Regions from separate parts of the Homo sapiens genome. Here region 2 is linked to region 1. A link is a contact called in ENCODE Hi-C or POLR2A ChIA-PET data. All regions are on one chromosome and are shown on one strand. Each heading gives the region's core, a stretch centred on a gene start or an enhancer-like site at or near the end of the contact. The rest is flanking DNA. Distances are from core to core; before and after follow the strand shown.

Region 1 (6,243 bases), core at 1,583-4,082:
TCAAATACCAAAAGATTGAAAATAGGTCACTGTTTTAAAGTAATACTTTTCAAACTTTAATGTTTTTTCAAACATCTCTCTTAGGAATCCTGGTAAAGCCCACACTGATTAAGTAGGTCTAGGTTTGAGGAATGATGAGATGCTGCAATTTTAACAGGCTCCCAGGCAATGCCAAGTCTGCTGTTTCATGGATCACATTTTGAATAGTAACAGACTCTAAACCTTGACTAGACCAAAACATGTCGGAAATGTAGATTCTCAGAAAAGAAATAATTCTTTGGTGATATTTTCTGAAGTGTTTTTCTTTTGCTTTTGTTACTCATCAGAACAACTTTCATGAGTAAATATTGAGTGGTTTCACCTTGTGGGATGATTTTCTCACAAATTCAAATTAAGAAAAACCTCTCCAAATCATAAACCAGAGAAGAGAAACTTGAACAAAATAAAGGCATTAAAAATGTTTCTCACTCTAAAATGGAAAGTTTCCTGAATGAATTAATTCTACACATTTATACCTGAAGACAACAAACATTCTGTAAGGAGACCCATAAATGGTCAATTACTTAATGTTAATAAACAAGTCTGTTGTGAGTCTTTTGTCCTTAGAAAGAATAATTTTTTTTTGCTTTTCCTTTTACCTTTTTGTTTTGTTTTACTATATAACTACTGACACTTTGAAAAATTGCTGCTCACATATAAACTTAGAACAAGCACAAACTACACTCGCAAAAGCTGATGAAAGTTGCTGAAAAAAATCAAGTGTACCATCAGGTACATAGTTATCTCTAGATCGTTTTTAAGCAGTCAATTATCAACTAACTACTCATTTTAAATGCGGGTTCATTCATCATTCATTCAACATGCATTTATTGACCACCTACTATGTATCAGGCACTTTGCTAAATGTTACAGATAAAGTTTGGATCAGGGAGTTAGACCTTTCAGATCCTGGCTTGGACATAATGGCAAGTTTTGTTTGTTTGTTTTTCTTTTTGTCTCTAAGCCTCCATATTCTCAAGGTGATAGTGATAATTAGATTATGTAATGCAAATAAAGTGCCTAACATTCCACCCTGTATATGATAATGAAGAATGCTATTTGAAGTATTAAGTTTGAGTAAGAAGTAGATCCTACCTTCAATAGGCCAGCTTTCTACGACACAGCTCTATGTTGGCGGATTATGAAGCAACTTGAAAGCGAGCTAAAGAAAACATGACTGAATAGATAAATCCATTACCAAAACAAAAAACTAAGAATGCCTACAACACATAATTAATTCCAGAACTGAAAAGAAATGTGCTTTGGGTTAGTTTACCAGTTTCTGTAGCATGTACACTAATGTTCTCTTCCACTAAACAAAGTAACAGTACATTATAAATAGAACAAATGTTCCAGCTATGTGGTTTTATGCACAATAGGATCATCATAGGGTATACAACTTGGGACAATTTTAGTGAAGTAGTAATTGCTTGATGCAACAGGATGTGTACCCCATTAACCACAATTCTCTTTCTACCACCTTCAGAAAGTAATCTCCTTTTCTTATAAGGTAAATATTTACAAATCCTACTCATCAACCATCAGCCAATAAAGCAGCCTATTTTGAAAACCTAACTGGCAACAGCAATCTCACAAACAGAAGCAGTACAGCTGAAGTTAAGAGCTTTGGTGTCAATCAGGCCAGGTTTCCCAGTTCCAGTTCTATTATTTCTAACTAGTTATGAGACATCAGAAGGTTTCTTAACCATTCCGAGCTTCAGTTTATCTGAAGAATGGCAATACTGAGGCCTACTTCTTATATTTATGAAAGTGGAATATGCTATTACAAGTAAAGCACTTAGACAAGTTCCTGAAAACAACAGCCACTCAATAAATGTTAGCAATTTGCTATTATCTACAATGAAAAAACCAGGTCTTTAGTTTTGAAGCTAAAAAAAAAAATGTGTAAGGTTTAGGTTCTTTTAAAAAAATATTTTATTTTTGTAGGGACAGGGTCTCGCTATGTTGCCCAGGCTGGTCTTGAACTCCTGACCTTATGTGATCCTCCTGCCTCTTCCTCCCAAACTGCTGCGATTACAGGCGTGAGCCACCACACCCGGCAAGTTTTAGGGTCTTATAAAGCATTAAGTTAGGTCACAGTTAAGTGATCAAAATGGTGAGGAACAGGAATGAGGCAATAATGTGTATTAAGCACCCCGTATCTTACCCTCCTATCCTACTTAATGAGGCTTCATTTGTAACATCCTAAAAGTTAAGCAGCATTGGCGTAACTACTGACAATTCAATTCTGGAAAGGTTTAAAGACAAAGAAAGACTGCTAAAACAAAAAGAAAAGGAGGTTATGTAGACTTGAACTAAGTTTAAGTGGTGAGTAACCCAGGTGAACAGTAAATGGACCAACCATCACAGACGCGGGGCTATGGGTCCAGACTCACGGTGGCTCCTCCCAGTGAGGAAGCCGAAGCCATTGGGCCTCACCAGTGAGTCCCAGCGCAACACCCCAAACCCGAATCTGGGGCGCCACTGAGGGGTGAGCGTTAGCGCCTCGAGTGCCGGCCCTGGGAGTCCAAACTTCCCGCCGGTGCCCCCAGCTGGGCCCGAGCACCCAAGCTACCTCCACACGGAGGCCTGAGTCACCGTTCGCGCGACACAGAAACCGGGGCCCAGCGGTTACCTTCGGCAGGGAACTCTTCAAACTCGTCGTCTTCCTCTAACAGACCTAAGTCTACCGGCTGCTTTTTCTCTGACATCTCGACTGTCCGCGCCCAACACCTCCCAGATAAGCAGAAAAGTTGGAACCCTCACTCTTCCTCAAGGAAACGCCACCGTCACTACCGCCTCCGACGCTGACGCTACCATAGAGACTTGGGGAAAGAATACGGGAGCAGCGCGAGGAATGCTGGGATACTGGAGGTCGGCCCAGCGCTTCCTGCGGGGTTAGCGCTTTTTCCGAGTTGTAGAGGTGATTTTTTTTTTTTTTTTTTTTTGGTCTCTACCTTGTTATTCGGACTCTCTGTATTGCCAAAGTTGAGATCCGTGTAGTTTTCCTGACTATAAGAGACTCATAATGTGTAAAACAAACAAACAAAAAAACCCTTAGTTTGCAACCGAGGAAGGAACTCTAGAGAGACTACAGTGTGACTGCAAACATTCATCAGCCCTTCACATACGTTATTACCTCCAGTCCTTAAGCCAGTTCCCTAAAGGTGGTATTAAATGTCTCCACATCACAGAAAATTCAGGTTCGGTAGGAAGCAGCCGAAGTCACTCAGGTAGTTCTAGACAACCGAAATGCAGATTTTTTTGCCTGGCTCCAATCTCCAGACTTTTCCATTAGGCAGTGTTTATAAGGTCTTAGAATTACTTTGTGGTAAAATAGCTTTTTAAATAGAATTTGTGTGGTGTGTATGTGTGTGTAGTAACTCTGGTTTACAGGTTATTATACAGTAATGCTATTTATGGATTTGTGTAACATTTTATGGTGTTCAAAATATATCATTTAGAATTGTTTGAATAGCATTTGAATATCATTTTGAATACAGTAGTGAACTTCATGGAACTCTATATATAATATATGGATGTATATGGATGAATATTATGGAATATACGTACACAAATTGAGTATTATTGTAAATGTTGATACATGTTCCAGATTATATCTATAAATGCCATTCCTTTATTCAACAATGTAAGGTCATACCGCTTACCAGGAGCTGTGCATCAAACATGTATAGACAAGGTCCCTTTCTTCAAGGAGCTTATATGCTGCTCAGAGACATGTAAACAGATAAATCACAATGAAACACAGTAATCCACTTGAATCTGCATCTTAATATTAGTGAGAAATGAACAGAGTGTTTGGGAATACAGAAAATTGAATAACTAAATGTAGAACAAACTTGGCCAAGAACTACAATTAGATGAAATTTTTAAAAAATGTATCTCTTATACTATTTGATTTATATAGATTACTGAAAATAATGGTATCTCACTACCAAAAAAATTATGTCAGGTAATGCATATCTTATTTAGTGTGATTTAGTCATTATACAATGTATTTGTATTTTAAAACATGTGCTCCCAAATATAGGCAATTTTTATTTGTCAATTAAAATAATTTTTTAAAGAAGGTAAAAAAAAAAAGATTTTGCCAAGGAATCAGAAAACCCAAATTTTAGTTCCTGGACCTATTATTTATTTCATTTGATATATGATGAAGTTTGTATCAATCCTTAGCAAAAGAAAAAAATCAACAGCAATATGGTGATTTTTTCCCCCTAAAACTATATTCAATTTAAAGAGAGATTGTTGATTTAAAAATCAACAATCTTACGTCAAGTTCCACCACCCCTGCCCTTTCTTCCATTGTACTGGTTTGTGAAATCCAGAATGCTGAAACTTAAATAACTTCTTATTTCAGATGAGATGGGGCATGTTCAGGGTGGTACGGCCATAAATGTCATGGCACATGGCACAATGAGCAACTTTGCATTTCAAGGGTCGTGGCACGGGGAATAATTTTGGAAAATGATATTAAGAATACATATTTGCAGACCAGTTTGTATTATAAATCTAGGCTCAGTTCCTTCTAAAGGGGAGTTTAGACAAATTACTTAATTTCTCTGTAATACATTTTGGTTATTCGCAGTCACAGTTAAGATTAAAGGAGATTATGTATATAATGTGCATAGTTCAATGCCTGGCACATAATAAGTGATCAATACATGTTAGCTATTATTAACTAAGGAACTTATATTTTTAAATATTTCATATTCTCCTTGTCAACGCTTAAAGTCTCTAAGTGTGTGTTTTGTTTCCTTGATGATATCTTTTTAATACTTTTTGAGGAAGTCAGTCCCTCTAATAATGTATATTTAGTGTTTACTTTGTATCGGGCACTGGGCTAAACCCATTTTGTGTATTTTCTTATTTAATCCTCCTCTCAACAGCCCTATTTATATGGTTTGCTTCTGTCCTCACCCAAATCCCATCTTGAACTGTAGCTCCCATAATTCCCACATGTTGTGGGAGGGACTCAGTGGGAGGTAATTGAATAATGGGGCGGGTCTTTCCCATGCTGTTCTCCTGATAGTGAATAAGTCTCACAAGATCTGATGGTTTTATAAAGGAGAGTTTCCCTATACAAGCTCTCTTGTCTGCCACCAAGTATGACATGACTTTGCTCCTCATTCACCTTCAGCCATGATTGTGAGGCCTCCCTGGCCATGTGGAACTGTGAGTCAATTAAACCTCCTTCCTTTATAAATTACCTAGTCCCAGGTATGTCTTTATTAGCAGCGTGAGAACAAACTAATACAGTCAGTTGGTACAGGGTAGTAGGGCCCTGCCATAAAGATACCTGAAAATATGGAAGCGACTTTAGAACTGGGTAACAGGCAGAGGTTGGAACAGTTTGGAGGGCTCAGAAGAAGATAGAAAAATATGGGAAAGTTTGGAACTTCTTAGAGATTTGGAGGGCTCAGAAGACAGGAAGATGTGAAAGTTCAGAACTTCCTAGAGACTTGTTGAGTGGCTTTGACCAAAATGCTGATAGTGAAATGGACTATAAAATAAAGTCCAGGCTGAGGTGGTCTCTGATGGAGATGCGGAACTTGTTGGAAACTGGAGTAAAGTTCACTCTTGCTATGCAGAGAGACTGGTCATATTTTATGCCTGCCTTAGAGAACTGTGGCACTTTAAACTTGAGAGAGGTGATTTAGGCTTATCTGGCAGAAGAAATTTCTAAGCAGCAAAGCATTCAAGAGGTGACAAAGCATAAAAGTATGGAACATTTGCAGCCTGATGATGCAGTAGAAAAGAAAAACCCATTTTCTGGGGAGATATTCAAGCTGGCTGCAGAAATTTGCATAAGTAAAAAGGAGCAAAGTGTTAATTGCCAAGACATGGGAAAATCTCTCCAGGACATGACAGAGACCTTCATGGCAGCCACACCCATCACAGACCCAGAGGCCTAGGAGGGAAAAGTGGTTTCATGGTCTGGGCCCAGAGCCCCCCTGCTGTATGCAGCCTCAGGACTTGGTGCCCTGTGTAACCAAGGTACAGTTCAGGCCATGGCTTCAGAGGGTGCAAGCCCCAAGCCTTGGCAGCTTCCACACGGTATTGGGCCTGCAGATGCACAGAAGTCAAGAATTGAGGTTTGGGAACCTCCACCTAGATTTCAGAGGAAGTATGAAAATGCCTGGATATCCAGGCAGAAGTTCACTACAGAAGTGTAGCCCTCAT
Region 2 (6,243 bases), core at 2,261-4,760, 410 kb before region 1:
AGACAGCTAGAAAAGTAATATGAGATAATTACACAAAGTGCTTAGCACCAAAAGGGCCACACAGTTAAAGTGCTCAATAAATGGTATCTATTACTATTTGTATTATTTATCCAAAGATGTTTATGTTCTACCATGTTTACTCCTTAAGAAATCTAAATGATGGGTAAACTGGCTCATAATTTAGAAGGGATAAATTAGCAAAAGAGAAGAGAAACTCATGGGTCTTCAAACACACTCACCAAACCACTAAATAAACATTGTGGCCATCCTAACTGATAATTGTCTCAGCTACCCTACCCCCAACCCAGAGTTCCAGGTACAGCAAATGGTTAATGATCACCACAAGATTTCTCTGAGGCCCACTAAAATTTGGCTCAGGTCCTGGTACATTCTATTTAAGGATAGATAAGTATGGTTCAACAGGGGATGGATTCAGAAAAATTACTACCAGCCTCCTGGGCCTCATCTCTATAGTAATTCCATCTATTATTCACCAGTCAAATGCTGTGTGGCTGTTCGGAATTTCCATTTATACTGCTACCTCCCATTCCTATCTTCTTGTTTTAAGTGTCATTTGCTATGAATGAAGAACACTTACACAACTTAATTGAAGACAATGCAAAGTTACCATGAGATGTACCAGTTTTTTAAAGGTGTATTTCAATGAATTCTACCTGGTGGCAAAACCAATACCCAGGAAGTTCTATGAGCTGGAAAAAGGAAGCCACAGAAATGTAGCCACCCTTTTAAAGTCAATTCAGAACAGCTGTCCAGCATGCATACTTTGCATCACATAAGCTTGGGATTATTAGACTTAGTTCATTCTTGGGCTTTAGAAGCCTGGAATTATTAGACTTCGTTCATTCTTGGGGTTTAGAAGAGTCATCAAACTTTAGATTGTTTCCAGAAGGCTTACTTTCACTGTTACATTTTTTTCTCATATATTAATAGCATGCAAATATTTACAGCTACTATTGTTATAACTGCCTGATTTTCTTTATGATTCTTCTTCTGAATTTGCATTTGTAAGAATGGATTCCAACATTAAAACAAAAATTTTATATCAAGAATTTTAAATCAAGTAACTGGTTTTCAAACATACAGAGTAATTCACTAAGAAGAAAGGGGTCCTTTACAGATTACTATGAAATATTATTTGCTAACAAGATAAAGAATTTTGTTGAAATTTGATAACATTTTACTCTGATTCCAAATTTAAGGGAAAAAGAGAGGGTTTTGGTGTTTTGTTTTTTTTTTTTTTAGTTGGGGGTCTCATTGTGTCACTCAGGCTGGAGTGCAGTGGTGCGATCATGGCTTACTGCAGCCTCACACTCCTGGGCTCAAGCAATCCTCCCACCTCAGCCTCCTGAGTAGCTGAGGCTAAATGCATGTGTCACCAGGCCCCACTAATTTTTTAATTTTTTTGTAGAGACAGTCTCACTATGTTGCTCAAGCTAGTCTCAAACTCCTGGCCTCAAGTGATCCTTCCATCTTGGCCTCCCAAAGTGCTGGGTTTACAAGCATGAGCCACCATGCCTGGCCCAGAAAGTGGCAATGTTGGAACAGAAAAACTCTATGCATAGTTTCTTCCATAAACTGGGAAAAGTCTATCATTATTTAAATTTAGTATGGAAATTTCAGGTCGATTCAATGAGTCTATGCTCCACAGGAGCAAAATTTGAGAATCACTGAATATGTAAAACTTTTTGACAAGATAAACACTGGTTATAATTGTGTAAGTCATCAATAGCGTTTGCAAAACACATACTAGGTAGGTACATCCTAGAAATAAAAAGAAAAACAATAACACAATTTCAAGAACTGGTGTTTTTAAAAAGGCAGGGGGTAGGGGAGAACATGGCAAGAAGAATACAAAAGTCATCTTTCAGGACAAATGAATTCACTCTCCTAATATGAGTTAGAGCAGCCATAGGTAGGGGGTCACCAGAAAATTCCTACCTGTAGGAATATTTTTTAAACAGACTTTCTTACAAGGGAATCAAGCCACAGTTGCAGGCTCATTACTTTAACAAATCACAGTGGTATAGAATGGTGTATTCAAAATAGTTGTCAGATCTAAGAGAGGATGGTGGGGAAGAATATAAGAAAACCTACACGAAAATAAGAAATGCTAATTTGAAAAATAAAATGCAAAGAAAAGCAAAGCTCTCCTCTTTCACTGGGAGGCTGTAGAGATGTGAGACCACCATCTCTGTGAGGGCACCTTACTCCTCAGATCAACCCCAACTCTGGCAAAGATCAGGAAACAAAGTAGATTCTCTGGAAGTGCTGAATATAGAATAAAGTCTTTCAGGTCAGTAAAAATCTGACATTTACAATGAAAATAGGCAACTCTCTTCAGACCAATGGTTCTCAAAGTGTGGAGACCATCAGCATCACCTGGGAACTTTTAAAAATACAAATTATCACACCCATCCCAGACCCAAAGAATCAGAAACTGGGTGAGGCCCAGCAATCCCCTATGATTTAACAAGCCCTCCAGGTGACCCTGATGCAGTTAAAGTTTAAGAACCACAGCTTTAGATAATGTCCAATTTTAATGTACGGATTATAAGATGTAGGTTCTCAGTCCTCGCTGCATATTCAAGTCCCCTGAGGTGCTTTTAGGTTTTACAAAACCCAAACCATACCAAAGGTCAATCAAATGAAAATTTCTAGAATGGATATCTTTAGAGCTCCCTCAAGAAATTACCATGTGTGGGTGGACTGAGAACAACTGCGTTAGGACCCGAGGCCCAACCTCAGCTGCTACGTCACCAACTGTACAGCACAGCCCTTCCTCAGCAATACTTCCCCAGTCACCCTCCCAAACCTGAAACATCTGAAAGCCAAGACAAGCACAGACTTACACTGAAAATTCTACTATCATAAAGTAAATATTTGCCTTAGATAAGAACTACAAACTCAAAGAGGTAGCTCATCAAAAGCAAGCTTCTGGGTGTGTGTGTGGGTGGGTGGGTGTAAATAAGCATGCAGTGACAAGCAGGAAACGGAGAGAGAAGGAGAAACAGTCCTGCATAGTCTTTTGAACCTGAGGAAATAGTGCAGTAGATGGCCCTGAATCCCAAAGAAAAGTATTCTTGGGTGTAACCTAACCACTTAGAAGCAGGGGCCCACCCTCCTTCTTTATCTTCCTATACTAAAGACACTAGAAGGCTGAAACTACAATTCCCAGACTCCCTTGCTGCTATGCGGCCTATGTGCCATCAATTAGATGAAATTGAGTGAGATTTGGCAAATGTTTGGGAGTTGGGGGGCACCTTCTGCTGTTTCTGCCAAGCACGCACCATTGCTGGAAGTGTCTAGTTTTCCTGTGGCAACCTCCTGCCCTCCCATGTCAGTGGCCACATGGTCCTGAAACACTCTCCACTTGGCAGGCAGCATTGTGACTGCACAGGAGGTCACTGCTGTCTTGGTGGCCTGCTCTGCTTGAGACTCTAGACGTCATTCTTTAGAGCTCAACCTCAAGTCTGTTTCTTTACCTTCCCAACAAATTGTGTAAGCCATTTAATATCCTGTAATAAATCTCTCTCTGCTTAAACCAGCTAGAGTAGATTCTGTTCTCTGCGAGTGAGCCCTGACTGATACAATCAGTAATTGCAAAAGAAAGTTTGGAATTCCCTAAAACCACAGTTACCATTAACTTGAGAAGAAGAAAAAGGTATCTCAAACTTAAGAAAATAATTTTTTATTGAAACCACTGAGTCACTCATCCTTCATCCTACAGTTTCCCTACGACCTAATAAATGAAGAGCAGTCATTATGGGAAAAGTTACTGAAATATAAATTAGTACAAAGACAAGATGCCCTGTTAAGCATTCTTCAAACCACAACATTTCTATGTAATCAGCTGGCAAAACTTCATTTCACTCAACAGTTGACTTATAAAGTATCAGACACCACAAATGTTAACCCACTGGGTAATTACATCAGCGAGTCATTTCAGAGGCACTAGAGATGTTTATCAGAAGGATTCAGTAGGTTGTGATGTATGTTAGATTTCACTCTGCTCTGTTGTAGAACATAAACTAGAAAGCCATCATCATTAAAATTCTGATATTAAGAGGCAGAGTATAACAGTTAAGAATGAATGGTGGTGTTTTAGCTGGGTTCTGTTATGCCAAAAGAGCCTGAAACATACTAGTTCTGGATTTTACTATTATTGTTATTAAGCTGACCTCTACCTGCTAGATGGGAGTAGCAACCCCTTCCCCAACAAGCTGCAACAACCAAGAAACTGTCTCCAGAGGTTGCTAAAAGAAATCCTCTTGGGGGCCAAACTACCCCACCCCCCAGCTAACAACCACTCCTTAGATGGTGATGCTCTACTTGCTCATCCATGCAACACAATCACCTATGGGAAAGCTGCAGTGTACTAGGCCCAGCGCCAGGCACCGAGGAGAAAACACCCAATAAATCAGAAACCCTGCCCCAAGCAGGGAAAGCTGACTTATCGACAAGTGGTTGGTACAAAATGTATGATGATACATGCTATCATAAGGCAGAGTGGCAGGAGAATTAATACACTAATTCTGCTAAAGTTGAGGGTCACAGAGGCAGTCTTTGGAGCCGGATCACTTATTATTAATTATAACGATAACAATGACCAGCTAACTTTTACTGGGTCCTTAACTCTATGCCAGGCATTATGCTAATGGCTTTTTATCTTATTTCATTTATATACTGTATCATTAAAACTCTTTAAGGGGAAGAGTGAGTAATATCCCCACTTTTCAAATAAAGAAGCTGAGGTACTAAAGAGTCTTAAATGAATACCAGTAGATCACACAGCCAGAAATGACCCCTGAGCTCAGGTTATTTAGACACTAATTATAATACCTGAAGGATATTCCCAGAGTTTAGCAAGCAAAAAGGGGGACTTTAAAGCTACCTTTAAGAATGGAGACACTGGACAACATTGTAATTGTAACCAATTTAAAATAAATTCTTTTTAATTTGGCATTATGATTCATAAATGCCCATGGCTCAGTAGAAGGCAGAAATGCCTAGTGCAGAATATTATTCTCCAGTATTTTATGCTGAATTCAGTCTCAATTTTTGTAAGCATCAAGGTTACAGTATAATTAGGAACCAGCTGCAATTGTAATTACCACGCCCAATATAATTTGTTACATATTAGCAAGTGTCAAATTACTACTGCTCCTTAAATGAATAAAAACTGATTGTGCTATTCTGAAGACTGGGGCTATGTTCCTGATGGGGAACAAAGGAATATAAAAAGTATATGACGTATTTATAAAGTGCTGAAAAGCTCTACTTAGGAGATCACAAGTTGCTGAAGCCCAGATAATGCCATAAAAAGTTAAACACTTCTGAGAGAGAAAAGCTAATTTAATAAATACAGAGGAAGAGGAAGCCAAAAATGAAAGGACAATAAAGAAGTTGCTTCCATTAAATATGCCTTACCTGTCCAAATTCCTGCTATCAACCTCATCTAACTGAAGCACGTCAAGAACCAGAAGGAAGCAAAAAGGAAAAGGAAAGGGGCTCTCTGCACAGCTGGAGGCTCATCTCAAAGACGACACACCATCTCACTTGAGTGAGCCCTCCTGGGCCCTATTCCACAGCCCACAGCTTTTGACATGACTCTAATGCTTTGCAAACATTAGCTTACTGACACTCTCAACAGCCCTGAGGAGTAGACACCGTTATGTCCATTTTACAGATGAGGAAACTGAGGCACAGAGAGGTTGAGTAACTTCCCCAAGTCACACAGTTAGCAAGTGGCAGAGCCCTAATTTGATTGCAAATCTATGATTTCAGCCATTATGTGACACTGTCCTTCAGAGGAAAAGAAAGCACAGTATTGAGCAGGCAAGAGAATCCAGAGATCAAAAGAAAATTAGGACACAAGAGTCTGATTTCTGAGCATCCCCCAGTCTGACCTTCAGGGCAAGGGCAGGGAGCTTCCCATTTCAGATACACCTGTGGTTATGACAGCCCAGTGCTTCTGGCCCTCCTTGCTGTTCCCGGTTCTCCTCCCTTCTCCCAACCTTCTTACTGGTGTAAGAATAGAGAGCCTTGGGCCTGTGTGGCCAGACTTCTGACCTCTTGGGCAACTGCAGGATGGAGACTGCTTGCCTTTTGAGCCTCAGCTCTCTTCCTCTTGTTCTCCTACGATGGGAGTACAGCAGCCAAACGGTAGAGAGCCTTGGGCCTATGTGGCCAGACTTCTGACCTCTTGGGCAACTGCAGGATGGA

What was found. A loop is a pair of places that touch in the nucleus more often than their neighbours do. ChIA-PET counts read pairs that join two places held with the same protein, here RNA polymerase II (POLR2A). Pooled maps may share reads with other maps.
Region 2: a loop to region 1 is called in a map of Caco-2, with 9 times the contacts of the local background. The contact joins the enhancer-like site here to the promoter of SEM1 in region 1. A Hi-C loop is called at or near these places in 4 of 168 maps with a recorded cell type or tissue (Caco-2, heart left ventricle, left ventricle myocardium inferior and 1 more) and 2 of 50 pooled maps. POLR2A ChIA-PET finds 5 or more read pairs at or near these places in 1 of 52 experiments (IMR-90).

Annotation. Positions count from the first base shown.
Region 1 is chr7:96,707,014-96,713,256 of GRCh38, forward strand. SEM1 (SEM1 26S proteasome subunit) reads right to left here and starts at 2,833. Exons shown (of 3, transcript NM_006304.2): 1 at 2,675-2,833. The coding sequence starts at 2,750. RefSeq lists enhancers at 2,648-2,847, 3,018-3,107.
Region 2 is chr7:96,300,386-96,306,628 of GRCh38, forward strand. The region is part of intron 1 of SLC25A13 (solute carrier family 25 member 13); the gene reads right to left. Among named protein-coding and RNA genes, the nearest start is that of SLC25A13, 19 kb to the right of the region's middle. Within about 2 kb of position 3,511, at least 8 of the 41 ENCODE cell types and tissues checked have a DNase peak (open chromatin) inside an H3K27ac peak, as active enhancers do.